Regions from separate parts of the Homo sapiens genome. Here regions 2 and 3 are each linked to region 1. Evidence: chromatin loops called from intact Hi-C (ENCODE). Cell type or tissue: endothelial cell of umbilical vein. All regions are shown on one strand.

What was found. A loop is a pair of places that touch in the nucleus more often than their neighbours do. Peaks named below come from ENCODE experiments on the same cell type or tissue, not always from the same donor. Only the 100,000 strongest peaks of a DNase experiment are listed, where the experiment ranks them.
Region 2: it touches region 1 in a loop (2.2-fold over the local background); 4 of 110 quality-filtered maps call a loop at or near these places.
Region 3: it touches region 1 in a loop (2.2-fold over the local background); 3 of 110 quality-filtered maps call a loop at or near these places.

The regions. Positions count from the first base shown.
Region 1 is chr12:124,749,017-124,754,016 of GRCh38, forward strand. No RefSeq gene overlaps it. Among named protein-coding and RNA genes, the nearest start is that of SCARB1, 110 kb to the right of the region's middle. RefSeq lists enhancers at 540-1,060, 1,061-1,581. In endothelial cell of umbilical vein, a CTCF peak has its summit at 1,965; no DNase peak of the experiment used is centred here; H3K27me3 peaks cover 271 bases.
Region 2 is chr12:124,578,549-124,583,548 of GRCh38, forward strand. No RefSeq gene overlaps it. Among named protein-coding and RNA genes, the nearest start is that of NCOR2, 13 kb to the left of the region's middle. In endothelial cell of umbilical vein, no CTCF peak of the experiment used is centred here; a DNase peak (open chromatin) is centred at 2,953.
Region 3 is chr12:124,386,256-124,391,255 of GRCh38, forward strand. All of the region lies in intron 18 of NCOR2 (nuclear receptor corepressor 2), which reads right to left. Among named protein-coding and RNA genes, the nearest start is that of MIR6880, 52 kb to the left of the region's middle. RefSeq lists enhancers at 1-85, 86-820, 4,551-4,730 and a silencer at 3,032-3,101. In endothelial cell of umbilical vein, no CTCF peak of the experiment used is centred here; DNase peaks (open chromatin) are centred at 2,656 and 4,606; H3K4me3 peaks cover 2,551 bases; H3K27ac peaks cover 4,614 bases.

The sequences.
Region 1 (5,000 bases):
TTTTGAGATGGTGTTTCACTCTTGTTGCCCAGGTTGGGGTGCAATGGTGTGATCTCAGCTCACTGCAACCTCGGCCTCCCAGATTCAAGCGATTCTCCCGCCTCAGCCCCCAAGTAGCTGGGATTACAGGCATGCACCACCACGCTCAACTAAATTTTTTTTTTTTTTTTTTTTTTTTAGTAGAGATGGGGGTTTCACCATGTTAGTCAGGCTGGTCTCAAACTCCTGACCTCAGGTGATCCACCCACCTCAGCCTCTTCTAAGTGCTGGGATTGCAGGTGTGCACCACTGCTCCCGGCCCTTTTTTTTTTTTTTTTTTTTTTTGGACAGGATTTCACTCCCATCACCCAGGCTGGAGAGCAGTGGTATGATCTCAGCTCACTGCAGCCTCTGCCTCCTGGGCTCAGGTGATCCTGTTGCCTCAGGCTCCTGTGTAGCTGAGACCACAGGCACACACCACCATGCCCAGCTAACTTGTGTAATTTTTGTATAGATGGGGTCTCGACATGTTGCCCAGGGTGATGTTGTACTCCTAAGCTCAAGTGATCCTCCCACCTAAGCCTCCTGAAATGCTGGGATCACAGGCGTGAGCCACCGCGCCTGCCTGGGTTTCCTTTTGAGGCTTGAAGATGCTGCTGCTGCACACATTCTTAGTCATGTCGCCTGGGACGCACGTTCAAGAATTCTGCCTTGGCGCACACCAAAGAGAAAAATTACTGAGTCTTCAAGAACAGGAAAGCTCCACTTTACTGGAAAATGTTGGCATTATGTTGAGTACTTGCTACTTGCACCCGGCACTGGGCTAGATAGCGACCTATTTTCTCATGTAATTGTCCCTGCACTAGTATTCTTGGGTCCATTTTAGAGATGAGGAAACTGAGACTCAGAGAGGGGGATTAACTGGCCTGGCCCAAAAGTGGCAGAACAGCCTTAAGCTCTTGGCCACTCATCCTACAGCTCACTCCCGTCACTCCCCTTGGAGCCTGAGAGACGGTTCCCCAAACAGGCACACTGCAGGCAGCGGGGCGGGGAGGGGGCTTGGCAGAAGCCACGGACATCCCCCCCGGCAATGGCCTTTGAATAATTCACCAGCCGCTTCCAGCCCAGCCCAGTGGTAAACACTTGTTTAGAAAGTAACCAAGAGCCTCCAACAGGTTTCCCAGAATGTGGCCTGCTGAAATTTCTGGAACCCCTGGCAAGCCTACATAACAAATCCCAGCCACCTATGCCCTCAGGTACACAGAACCGTCCACCACCCCAATGCCTCCTGCCTGCCCTGTGTCCAAACTTCAAAAAGTGCCTGCACACCCACACAGAGAGGAAAAGCACAGCTACAGCGCATGCAGGTCTGCAAGCCGCCAACCTGGTTCCCAGCAGAGAGGAAAAGCACAGCCACAGTGCATGCGGGGTCTGCAAACCACCAACCTGGTTCCCAGCAGAGAGGAATAGCACAGCCACAGCGTATGCGGGTCTGCAAACCGCCAACCTGGTTCCCAGCAGAGAGGAATAGCATAGCCACAGTGTATGCGGGTCTACAAACCGCCAACCTGGTTCCCGATGCCAGTTTTACTGTGAACTTGCTCTGTGACCACAGGGCAGTGACCTGACCTCTCTGAGCTCCAGTCTCCTCACTTAATATAAGAGGGATATCAAGGCAACATGCATACATGTCAGGCCGCAAACCCCGATCTGCAAGATATAACTGATTTTTATTTCTTTCCAATTGACTGGGGGCTGATTCCAAACCCCATCCTCCCAGGATGAAGGAAGATTCAGTCTCAGGATTGGGGCTCCTCCATGCTGGGTCGGATCAAAGACCAAATGTCCATGAGGTCCCTCCAGTCACTGGTTCCCCTGGGCACCCTGGAGAGACCTGGGATGGGGAATGGGGACTGTGAAGTGGTCCTTTCTGGGGTGAAGGGGGCGGGCCTTGTCTGTCCTGGAACTCTTGGCTTAGGGCGCCCTCTTCCTGGTGCAGGACACAAATTCTAGACCCCTCACCTCCAGAGCATTGCGGCAGAACCAGGTCACCAGGCCTGCCTCACTACCTGCTCCCAGCACACGAAAATCTCGCTCCCTCTCTCCATTTCCCTCCAGAACCAGCAACAGCTTTCCTCGCAAGCTCAGGTGTGACCAACGTGTAGTTCTCCTGTTCTGTGGGAGTAAAACTGGCTGGGCACACGGCCACAAAGCCTGAGACCCGGAGACCTCGCTCCCCCTTCCCTTGCTTCTGCTGGAATGTGAATGGAAGTGTCCACACCTGCTTCACGGGCTTCTCCCTCTCCCCCTTTCTGAGAGCTGGAATGTGGGTCTGGTTTTAACACTGCTTCAACCACGCCATGAGGACCATATCCAGGCGGGATGGACGACAGGATGGAAGGGGCTGGGCCCCAATTACTGTAAGGCAAAGCTCCTGGCCGTCCTGACGGCCCGCCTCCGTCAGCCCTCTTACAGTAGAGAGAAACAAGCTTCTCTCTTGCTTTAGCCAATGTTGCATTGGAGTTTCTCTTCTTTCTCTCTCTCTTTTTGTTTTGTTTTGTTTGTTTTTGAGACAAGGTCTTGCTCTGTCGCCCAGGCTGGAGTTCAATGGCTCTATCATAGCTCACTGCCACCTTGACCTCCTGCCTCAGCCTCCCAAGTAGCTGGGACTGCTGGTGTGTGCCACCATGCCCACGTCCAGCTAAATTTTTTTTGTATTTTTTGTAGAGACAGGGTCTCACTATGTTGCCCAGGCTGGTTTCAAACTCCTGGCCTCTAGTGATCCTCCTACCTCAACCTCCCAAAGCACTGAGATTACAGACATGAGCCACCGTGCCCAGCCTGGAGTTTCTTTGTTACAGCAGCTGAATCTATACCCTGACTAATACATCGAGTTTTCACAAAAGGCCAGTATAGATGGACTATCTTCCAGAGGCTTCTCATCTCTGCCCAGAAAAACAAATATCGAGGAAAGGGCTGGATGTTGCCTTGGAATTGAGGGAGGGAAATCACAGGGTGAATAAACACAGATGACTATCTCAGTAAAGAACCTGCTTACCACAGTGCCTTCCTTGGGGGGTGGTTTGAAGGACCCCCAGGGACTGATGCATACAAGACAGCCGGCTCCTGAGGCCTGGGGCACAGCGAGCGCCGACTGCCAGAAAACACCGTGGCCGCGGGGCGGCTGCACTGAGCCTTGTCAATAGTGAGCACTTTGCCGTGAGCCCTGTCTGGCTTACAACCTGGCATGTGGGCTTGGGCAAGTCATTTCATAGTTGCCACAAATAATTACCGAGCACCTACTGTATGCCAGGCACCAAATAATTACTGAGCACCTACTGTATGCCAGGCACCAAATAATTACTGAGCACCTACTGTATGCCAGTTCTGGAAGCTGGAGACGAAGTGGGGAGTGAGAAATACCTAGTCTCTGCCCTCTCTGACTCAGCTTTGACTATCTTGAGAGGTGCCAGCCCAGGGGTTCTTTGAGTGCCAGGCTGACCAGCTTCAATGCCCTGCAGCAGGCACTCAAGTTCACAGCAGATGGAGTGATGTGGCAGAGGCACAAGGAAAATGATTAATCTGGCAGCGAAAAACAGAATGGATTCGGCTCAGATGATTAGCAGCCCCAGGAGGGACAAGGAAAAAAAAAAAAAAACCCTGACTCTACGATGGCTCAGCAGAACTGCTCTCTCTAATAAATAATAATTCTCCAGCTTTCCTGCTAACAGTCACAGGCAGGATTTCTCATCTCTATGCCCGTCCCCCACCAGAAGTCAGGCATGGCCGTGTGGCTTGCCTGGGCCAATGAGATGTCAGCAGAAGTGATGTAAGTTGCATCTAAGAAGAAGCTCTAAGAAGCAGTGCACAGCCTGCCTCAAGCCCGATGATGCTCCACATGGCAGAGGCCCCCTCTGCATCCCAGAGTGAGAAGACATGGCACAGAGCCCATTGCCAACACACAGCAGACACATAGCACGGGTGAGAGACAAACGTTGGTTGTTAGAAAACCATGAGATTTTGGAGTTGTTTGTTACTGCAACACAACTGAGCCGATACTGACTGATACATCTCCGTTTCACAGGTGAGGAAACAAAGTGTGGAAGAGATCACCAAGGTTACCCAAAGTCAAACACAGAGTAGAGGCACAGACAAGACTCAAAGACAGGTCTGCCCTTTGCTGCAACCCTCCATTCTGAACAAACCCAGCCAAGCCCCTTACTGCTAACCACTTCAATTAAAGCCAATGTCAAGGCCTCCTGGTTTCTAAATGAACAGCCCTGATCATGTTCGTTAAAGGCCCTGTCTGCACAGACTGCTCATTTTATCCGAAGCCGCCAACAAGATAAATGGCCCTGTAACTTATTGTTCTGCTGCAAAGCACCTCACGGCAAGCGGCGGCACAGATGCCAGGAATAAATCACATCTGATCTTCCGAGAGCCAGGCAGAGCGCCCACGAGGAGTGTCGGAGGCAGGGGAGGTTGGCACAGCCCTGGACCTTGGGGGTTGGAGCAGCCCTGGACCTTGGGGGGATTCACTAAGGAGCAGAGAGCTGCAGGGGTCTTTATTAGGGCCCCGGAGCTCTGGAGTATACATTGTTCTTTTTTATCGGCCCAGCACCTATTTCCCCTTCTTGGGGTTTAATAGCACCCCTTTTTCTCTGGGAAAACCATCTCTCCTCCGCTCTCAGTCTGTCTGGTTCCGATGGGGTCATCCCTTCTCCCAGTTACAGGGAGGAGCATGAACACGTGACCTACCCTGGTCAATCAGAGCTTCACATTCTTTTGCAGCCATGACTAGCTCAGAGCAGGCAGGTGACCCACACCAGGCTGATGGGACCCAAACCTCAGACTTCTGCTGAAACTCTAGGAAAAAAGGAGTTCTCTCTTCTAACAGGTTGCTCACAGAAGGAACTTTTCCGTTGAATTACCTCAGTTTCTAGCACAATTACAGGCACATGGTAGGTGCTTGGTAAAAATGGGCTGGATGAATGAACAATCCACCTGGAGTTAGCACAGCT
Region 2 (5,000 bases), 170 kb before region 1:
TCACGGGGTGGCCGTTAGAATTAAATGGGATCCTGGGTGTAAAGCCTTAGCACAGTGCCAGGCCATATAGATGTCAGCCACAAGGGGAGGTGTGGGCGTGGGCCAGGAGAAACCCGGGAAGACTTCCTGGCAAAGGCAGAACTGGTGCTGAGACTGGCTAATCACTGCAAAGGCTGCCTGGGCTATTCCAACCTGCCCAGTTCATGCTCAGACTTCTGGAATCTGCAAGAACCTTTGGAAGGAGACACGATTATCAGCCCCATGGTATTACTCTCCTGTCGCTGCTGTAATGAATTAAGCCAAACGTGGTGGCTGAAAACAGTACAGATTCATTACCTTACAGTTCTGGAAGTCAGCAGTCTGAAGTGGCTCCTGGAGAGATGGAATCAAGGTGCCAGCAGGGCTGTGTTCCTCTTGGAGGATCTGAGGGAGAATCTATTTCCTCACCTTTTCCAGCTGCCAGAGGCTGGTGGCCTCGCCTCACTCCAATCTCTTCTTCCATCGCTGCATCTCCTCCCCAACTCTGACCTCCTGACTCCCTCTCACAAGGAAGCTTGTGATTACACTGGGCCCACCCGGATAATCCAGGATCATCTCCCATCTCAAAATCCTTTACTTAATCACCTCTGCAAAGCCCCTTTGCCATGTAAGGTAGCAGATTCACAGATTCTAGAAATTAGGATGGGGACATCTCTGGAGCTATTATTCCACCCAGCAGATCCGTCTCATGCATAAGAAAAACAAAGGTGAGAAGCCAGAGGGAAAGCTTGAGATCACCTGACTCAAGAGGGGAGCGTTGGCTTCGAACCCAGTCTGTCCAACTTCAAAGCCTGCAGTTGCCGTCATTTCAGGATTCCCGCTTTTCCCATGCGTATTGTCTGAACCTGCATTTGGGGGCTCCAGCCACTGCCTCATCAGTTCATCTTAATTGAGCACCTATTATGTACCAGGTAATGTTCCAGGCACCAGGGATACAGTGGTCACCAAGCCAGGAGAACTTCCCTGTCTGCACAACGCTCATAGTCACTCAATCACATCCATTATGAGGCAAGTCACAGAAACCTCAGCTCAAATCAACGTAAGCAATGAGGTCATTTATCATTTCACATAGCAAGAAATTAGGAGGAAGGGTGGTTCTGGGTTTGGTTAGATTGAGTGCCATTGTCAGGGATCTCCCGGTTCTTTCCATCTTTCTGGTTTCCTCCCCTCAGATTGGTTCTCATCCCAAATTTCCTCATGACCACAAAATAGCTGCCACTGCTCCAGCTAATATATCCAGGCACAACATTCAGTGCAGGAAGAACAAGAGCCCTTTCCCCAAAGCCCACTGCAGCCCTTTACTCATATCTCATTGGCCAGGATTGGGTCCCATGCCCACAGCTTGATTAGTCTCTGGCAAAGGAAACAGAATCACTGGCCTGGGACCAATCTGGATAGTCCCCTAGAGCTAAAGATGTGTCCCGATTTCCTGAGTCCCCTGGAGAGGCACAGGTCTCTCACTGAAATCAGGGTTCCCACAGCAAGAAAGAAGGGAATAATCACTTGGGCAGTAAATGGCCTGGGTTCAAATCCTAGCTCTGCCATATTCCCTATGAGTAGCTCTCTGGGCTTCAGTTTCCTTATCTGTAAAATGGGTATAGTAGCAGGACCTGGTTCATGGGGTTGTGGTGAGAATAAAATGAGTCAATGTGTGCAAAGCCCAGTGTGTGCAAAGCCGAGCTGTCAACAAAGCTCAGCTGTCATTATCTTTCCTAGGATCTTTCTCCGAGGGCAGGGCCCACAGTATGAATTCTCCTTCCATTGCCTGGACTGTAGAAGACTTTCGGTAGTTTCCCTCCACACCAAAAGGAAAATCTGCTCACAATGACCTCATTCCAAGAACTCCGTCCTAAAGGCTGGTTGGGGGAAGACTCAAGTGAGCCCTCTGCTCAGTGTCAATGGGGAGTTCCCATAGGTGGCCCAGGAAGGATGTGCCAAGAACAACAATAGTTTGGAAGTGCTCACTATGAGTTGGTGCTGGGCTAAGTGCTTGACACAAGGAAGCTCTCTCAGCCCTGTCCTGTCAGCCGCCATCAACAGTGAGGAAACAGAGACTCAGGAAAATAGAGCAGCGTGGCCTGAGTTACCCAGAGCAGGAGTGGAGGAAGCAAATAGGATCTGAACCCAGGTCTGGTGGGCCCCAAGGTTCAGCTCATGGATGGGTTCATGCGCCCCACATGAGGATTTAAACATCAGGCTATAGTAGGTGAACATATATGGCCTCTCCCACATACTGATGGCCAAGAAGCACACAAAAAGATGTCCAGCTGCATTAGTTATTAGAGAAATGCGAATCAAAACCCCGATGAGATAGCACCTCATGCCCACTAGGAAGGCTTTAATTCTTTTTATTTATTTATTTATTTGAGAAGGAGTCTCGATCTGTCGCCAGGTTGGAGTGCAATGGTGTGATCTCGGCTCACTGCAACCTCTGCCTCCCAGGTTCAAGAGAGTCTTCTGCCTCAGCCTCCCGAGTAGCTGGGACTACAGGCATGCGCCACCATGCCCAGCTAATTTTTGTATTTTCAGTAGAGACGGGGTTTCACCATGTTGGCCAGGATGGTCTCAATCTCTTGACCTTGTGATCTGCCCACCCTTAGCTTCCCAAAGTGCTGGGGTTACAGGCGTGAGCCACCGCACCCAGCTTAATTCTTTTTAAAAAGGGAAAATAACAAGTGTTGGTGAAGATGTGGAGAAACTGGAACCTTTGTGCATTTCTGGTGGGATTGTAAAATGGTACAGCCACTGTGGGAATAAGTGTGGCTGCTCTTTGAAAATTGAAACATAGAATCATCATATCCAGGAACTCCACTCCTCCGGGGTATATATCCAAGAGAACTGATAGCAGGGCCTCAAACAATTACTCATACCTCAAGGATCATGGCAGCATTATTCACCATGGCGGACGGGAAATGTCCATGGAAGAATGAATGGATACACAAATTGGAGTCCAGCCAAACACAAAGGCCACACCCCGCATGATTCCATGTACATGAAATGTGCAGAATAGGTGAACCCATAGAGACAGAAAGGAGATTCACGGCTACCAGCGGCTGGGGATGAGGGAGTGACTGTTCATGGGCATGAGGGGATTTTGGGGAAGTGACAGTGTTCTGGAACTAGATAGCGGTGGTGTTTGCGTGGCATCGTGAAGGTACCTAACGTCAGCGAACAGAATACTTTAAAATGGTAAAATGGCTGATTTTATATTATGTATATTTACCACAATTTAAAAGGAAGGAAGGAAGGAAGGAAGGCAGGCAGGCAGGAGAAGGAGGTAGGAGGGAGGGAAAGAGGGAGGGAGGAAGGAGGGAGGGAAGAAGGAAGGAAGGAAGGAGAAGGGAAGGGAAGGAAGGAAGGAGAAGGGAAAGGAAGGGAAAGTAGAAGGAGGTAGGAGGGAGGGAGGGAGGAAGGAAGGAGGCTTCTTTTGCAGAAATCAGGATCTGGCCACGCTGGGTCTTTCGCTGATCACAGCGGCCCCTGTCCAGCATTCCTGGCCCCAGTAAGCTTCTGGCGTTTCCAAAGGTGGCAGGAGACTGGGCAGCCGACATAGCAGGAGGGAACATCGCGCTCTGCCCTCCCCATCCCAAGCCCTCTGGCCTGGCCCTGCCCACAGGGTAAAGAGGGAAGTTCCAGGCTGGTGCTGCTGCTGCTGTGGCTGCCATCCCTTGTCCCTAAGTCTGGGCCCCAGGCCCTGGGTACAGCTCCCTTCCTCACCCTGCCAGGGCCCATGACCTCCTTCCGTCCTTTCAGGATTTTGCAGGAAGTGGAAGAGGCGTGTAGAAGGTGCCAGAGGACAGACAGGAAGCCAAGTGAGTCTCCCTCAGGGACAGGGGAGAGAGACTGCCCCGAAGGCTAAATGGGGAGGGGTGACCGAGGCCTGATGTGGATCCTGCCCTGGGGAGCTGCTGTGGGGGCCTGGGGATCCTGCTGCGCCCAGCTTGGATGAATGCACAGCTGGAGCTGGAGGCATGAACTCAGATTTCCCTCCCATCTCCCTGGGCTCCCTCTCAGCCTCTCTGCCTGCTTCTTGGGCATCTTCCCACCCTCGAAAGGTGGCACCCCCAGGGCTCAGGTGCTCTTCCAGACTCCTGTCTGTGCACAGGCGTCCGTCCATGTCTGCATCCATCCTGGAGCTTAAGTCAAGGGGATGGATGACTTTAGAACCCCAGTTGCAGCCCGGGCTCCTCTCGGGAACTCCAGACTCCAGATCCAACCACGGACAGGCCCACTTGCCTTGTCTGGTCAACAGGTGATGTGAACTCACCATGACCCAAACCACCTCTGCCCCCTCACGGCCTTCCCTGTCTCAGGGGAGGGCAGCTCCATCCTTCCTGACAATCAGGCCCAGAACCTGGAGCCAGGGTGGGGGTGGGGGTCTGGGGAGGGGGCTTCGGTCACTCCAGGGAGGACATGGGCCAGTGGTGGGCCCTGAGAGGGGCTAGAGAAGGCCAGGCCATTGGCGCATCAGGGGACGCAGGGACAGGGCAGGAGAGTCCTCGCCAGGCTCCAGGCCGCGCCATGAGGCCTCTGTAAGCCATCTTCTCACTTTCTTGGATACACATGAGTTTTTAATTTTGATGCGGTCCAATTTCCCTATTTCTTCTGTATGGTGGATGTTGTTGATTCTGTTTCGGAAATGAGGGAACTCAGGGTCAGAAAGACAAAGGGACTTGCCGGGCGCGGTGGCTCATGCCTGTAATCCCAGCACTTTGGGAGGCCGAAGGGGGCGGATCACGAGGTCAGGAGATCGAGACCATCCTGGCTAACACGGTGAAACCCCGTTTCTACTAAAAATACAAAAAATTAGCCAGGCGTGGTGGCGGGCGCCTGTAGTCCCAGCTACTCGGGAGGCTGAGGCAGGAGAATGGCGTGAACCCGGGAGGCGGAGCTTGCAGTGAGCAGAGATCGCGCCACTGCACTCCAGGCTGGGCGACAGAGCGAGACTTCGTCTCAAAAAA
Region 3 (5,000 bases), 360 kb before region 1:
CCCACCTCTCCTGCTGGGCGGAGGGCCTGGCCTACGTGACCCAGCCCTGACACTCGCTCACAGCTGCAGGCGAGGCCTCGGGAGACGGGTTGTTTTCCGGCCACACCGGCCCAGCGAAAGGAAGGGACGTGGTGAGCAGGGGATGGGAGGGTGGAAGTCAGGGTGGGGATGAGCTGGGGCCAGGAGCCTCCAGGCCCAGGTTAACTGGGGCACCTCCAGGGCCCAAACTCCCTAAGGGCACCTAAAGGCCCACTCAGGACTCGGGGCCCACCAGGCTTGGTTGCGCAGCTGGAATTTGCTCCCAAACCCCAACCCGCACAACCAGGAGGTTCTCTCAGCCTCACAGACCTCCTGCTGTGGGAAGAGACCCTCCAGGAATCGGCAGAAAAAGCTCCCTCCATCACTAGGTCTCAGGCCAGAACCAGAGCATGCCGCCCCCCAGGTTCTAGTTTCAAGGCCACAAACACCAGGCTCGGCAGAAACACAGCCCCTGCTGCACCGGAGGCAGTGCCTGGGAAGCCAAGCCCCCGGTCTCGGCCTGTCTGCCCGGCGAGCTGCGGCACACACAGGCACAGGCCAGGCAGCTCTATATTTATGCCTGTGTCTCCAGCGGCGTGACCTTGTGTGGCCCAGCCAGTCCATGCAGGTAGGGCCTGCCCACTTTCCCAGGGCTGTGGGAGAGACAGGGAGTGCTCCTGACCTAGGGGTCTGTGCGGCAAGAGGGTGCCCCTCCAGGGCAGCAGGCCCCAAGGCTGAATCACGTAGCTCGGGACATGGCAGCCTCTCTGAGCTGGAGCTCCACTTGTAAGGACTTTAATGAAGGATTTCCCATAATGAAGGTTTTAACCATTTTCCTTGAATAAAATCAAGCTGCAAGCCAAGCTCCAGCTAAAATTGTTCAGAGGTTGGGGAGCTGAGGGGCAGCCGTCTGTGTTGGTATTTTCATTCATTCATTCATTCATTCATTCATTCATTCATCCACCCACCCACCCACCCACGTGCTGGCTGCCTGCCTGCTACACACAAGGCTCTAATGCAAATAAAACAACAGCAGCAGAAACATCAACACATCAGCCCGTGGCACGGCTAACTGACACACAGAGTTTGCAAAGCCCTTCAAAGACTTGGTTCCGTCTCATCCTTGCTGTCATGGCTGTGACCATTTTCCCATCCCCAGGAGGGGGAAATCTCGGTTCAGAGGGTCCCGCCAACTCACCCAAGCTTAGAGGACCAGCCAAGGGGGGCAACGCGGGCGTGGGGCCCCAGACTTCCTGCCCTCCGGGTCCTCTGGCCCCCGTGGCGTGGGGGTGGCACTGACTGACAGGCCACCTGTTCGCCTGCCGTGGCCCTGGGAGCCACGTGGCCTCACAGCCCGCTCCTCAGGGTTCCTCAAGGACAGGCGCAGAAGGGGAGGGCCGGGGCGTGGGATCAAGTGGCACCCGGCCCCTGACCTTTCCCTCCGCCCGCGCCAGCAGCAGCTGCCACTTCCAGAACCTGGCGGACAGGGCCGCGCGTTTATTTATATTTCCCCAGCCGGGGCCAAGAGAGCCCAGGCAAACACACCGGGCCAGAGGGATCACAGACCCGGCACCCGGGTGGGAGAGGGCGAGAGGGGGCGGGTCTCCCATCTGGGCCTGCTGGGTGGGGTGGGCATGGAGAGCTCAGGGGGTGGGGTGAGGGTGGCCCAACAACACTGGGGAGGTTGACATTTCCAAACTCAGTCAATAAATAAGGAGGTAGCTAGGAGCCTGGCTGGGGGCTGGGGACCCTAATTAACTCCGATCATGGGGGCAGTGGGAGTGGGTTGAGGGCAGAGGAGAGGGGATGGAGGTGGGGGTGGGGGTCACCCAGCCCTTCCTGAAAACATACGGCTCCCAAAGGAGCTGGGCAGAGTCATCCAGGCGCCTGGCCAGAGCTCGCTAGCAGTCTTGGCCAGCCCTTCTGCTCTCCGGCCTCAGTTTCCTTAACTGCCGTGTGAGGAGCCAGAGTGGGTGTCCCATTAGTGCCGGCCAGGGCTGCGGGGTAGGGGCAGGCTGGCACTGGCTTCCTCTGGTTCCTGTTCTGGGAAGCCCAGGCAGAGGCTGCCAGGCACGGAGAGAAAGACTTTCTACCCTACCGTGCCTTGGAGACCACCCCGCCAGACCCAGCTTGAAGCCCCCGTCCACTTGGAGAGACCCCCTGTGCACACAGCATCACAGACCTTCCCAGGCACAGATCCAGGTCCCACCCCTGCTTCCAGGAGAGCTTCAGCCCAGCAGGGAGAGAGAGGAGAGGGCATGGGGGAAAGGATGGGCTGGGACCCCCATCCACTCCAGGGGCCCAGAACTCCGACTCCCCAGCTGCCCAGCCTCAAATCCCAGATGGCCACGTTGCGGTCCCTGTCCCTGCACCCGCAGTCCCCCATCCCCTCCCCAGGACCACTCACTCACATCCTCTCATTCGCGTCTCCCCCTCGGCCAAGTTTTCCGGAAACATAGGGCTGGGAAGATGCCCCAGGGAGCGGGCCGAAGTGGGCCGGCAGGCTGGGCGGCCGCGGTCGGCTCTGCGAGGCTGCTGGTTGGCGTCTGCTGGCGGCTCAGCTCAGCCTCACATCCTTCTCCGTCCCACGGTGAGGGAGGGAGGGAGGGAGGGAGGGAGGGAGCGAGGGAGGGAGGGACGCGGCGGGCGGAGGCTGGCTCGAGAGGGGCGGGCGGGAGGCAGCTCCTCACAAGTCCGCCTGCCTGTGGTGGCCCGGGGCTCCTCCAGCGGCCGCTGCCACCTCTGACGCCGTCCCCAAGCCGCTGTGGGCGCGCGAGGTGCCCTTCCCCGAGGGTGGTGGGTGGCGGGAAGTTGTCAGTGGTGCGTGTGGGATGCCCCTGGGCCAGGTATCACCGGGGCGCAGCGTGCCGAGCTCCTCCAGCACCAATGTGCCCAGTGCGGACGCTCAGCGAGCAATGCCGGCCAGAGCCCACAGACCCCCGGGCCGGGCAAAATCCAAGGACCCAGGCCCAGCAGGGCAGCCGTGTCCCCCGCAGCCGGGCTCAGCTCTGATCTTCTTGCTGCCTGACCCAGCGAGACGCGGCAGGACTGAATGTGACCTCCAGACGGAGGCTCGCGGCGGGCGGGCAGGCGGGCGGGGGAGCGTGGCAGAGGCCCAGGTTCACAAGGGGCGGGCCAACTTGGCACTGGCTCCCCCTCCCTCTCTCCCCATCCGCGGCGGTGGCGGCGTCAGCAGTGGTAAGAACAGATGAGGGTTCCAGAAAAACAGAGCTTCTCCACCCCCGGCAGACAGGGAGCAAACAGCTTCTTCCGCCATCATCCCCCGCCGCCCGTCCCCCCACCCTCCGTGTCAGTTCCACCTGAGCTCTGCCCCCTGCCTGGCCTGATGCTGCCGAGGCTGACCGAGCCCTCTGTCGGGGACTGTGGGTGGGCAGGGCTAGCCTCGCATTCCGGAGGGATCCCGGGATTTGAGGAGCCTTTGCAGGGTGCACATGAGACCGCCAACCATTTAGGGGAGGGGGAAGGGTTTGGGGATTTGGGGTCCCCAAAGAGCCCTCTGCTGCTGGGGGGGTCTCGGGACCACAGCTGCCCCTTTCGTCCTCCTCCGAGAGCCCCTGCAGCCGTGAAGGAACACTGTGGGAAATGCCGGGGAGCCACCCAGAAGGTTGAAAGTTAACTGAGCTGAACTTTGGATCCTAGATTCAGGTCACGACCGACTTCCCTGACTCTGGGATCATTAACCTGCTTTTCCCTTTAACTCCCAGCCCTTCCATCCTGCCCCCTAAAAATCTGGGGAGCAGAAGGCGTCTCTGGAATGTCCCTGCACCCCCAGCCCTCGTCCTGGGGCACGATGCCAGGGGAGGGCAACAAACCTCAACCACATCAGGGATCTGGGCCTCTCCACCTGAGTCCTGCCCTCTGCCCTCTGCAGGGGAGGTCTCAGTGCACTTTTAAGGATGCCAACCCCGTGAAATCACTCCTCTGCTTAAAATCTTCCAGTGACCACATGAAGCTCTTGGAATAAAATCCAAAGGCCCTAGCACGGCCCAGGTGACCCTTAGGAGCCAGCTCCATGAACCCGCCCAGCCTCTCTCTGGGTCACTCGTGTGTGCCCCAGGGCCTTTGCACCAGCTGCTCCTGCTGCCTCCACGGGTTTTCTCACAGATGTGCCTTGTCTTCCCTCTGGTCTTGGCTCAAGTGATGGCTCCTCAGAGAAGCCTTCCTTGCCCGCCCCTCCAAAGTGACCCCCCCCCGTCGCCCTGCCATCCCAGGGTTTGATCATCTTCATAGCTTTCACCGCCTCTGAAATTAGCTCCCTCGTCCCACTGCTCATCGGCAGGTGTCCGGGGCCTGCTGAGCACCCTGGGCATCTCTGCCACCCGTCTGGGTCCCTGGTAAGGAGCTTGCAAAGGAAGAGGGGGCTGTGCGTTTAGCTCTGCAGGGGGCCCCGAACCCTCCCAAAAGAGGCTGGGGTATCCCCCTTGACATCCAGGCACACGCCCCCAACACTCTGTGCCAGGGCGGAGATGGCAGATTCTGCCACCATGCCCTGTGGTCTGGATTCCCCGACCCCACTTCTAATTTCTAAGGAAGGAGTTTCGTTCTGAAGAGTCAGGAGGCAGGAACTAGGAAGTGAAATTGACCAAGACAGGAAGTCCAGCCAGGAGGTCTGAGTCACAGACGCCGAGTGGAGAGCCAGGCGCAGGGGCCCGGCGGCCACGGGAGTGGGTGCTTGGGGCCCCGCTGGGCTAATCCTCCTCTGGGCACCCATGGGGCAGCGTCCCACATGCCATCCGCGGGCCCATGACGAGCTGTTCTTGTGGGGGCCAGGACTCAGCCTCCTCGGCTCAGGTGCTCTGGCCCTCAGGGAGGCCTGTGCTGCCGCTCAGATGCCTCCAAGCTGCTTTTCTCCAAGGGTCTGCAAACCTGCATCCACAGCTAGGACTCCGAGGGGACCACACCACCGCCCACCTGCATCTGGGGATGTTGCAGCTGTTTTCTCTGGAAGTCAGCCCCCAACC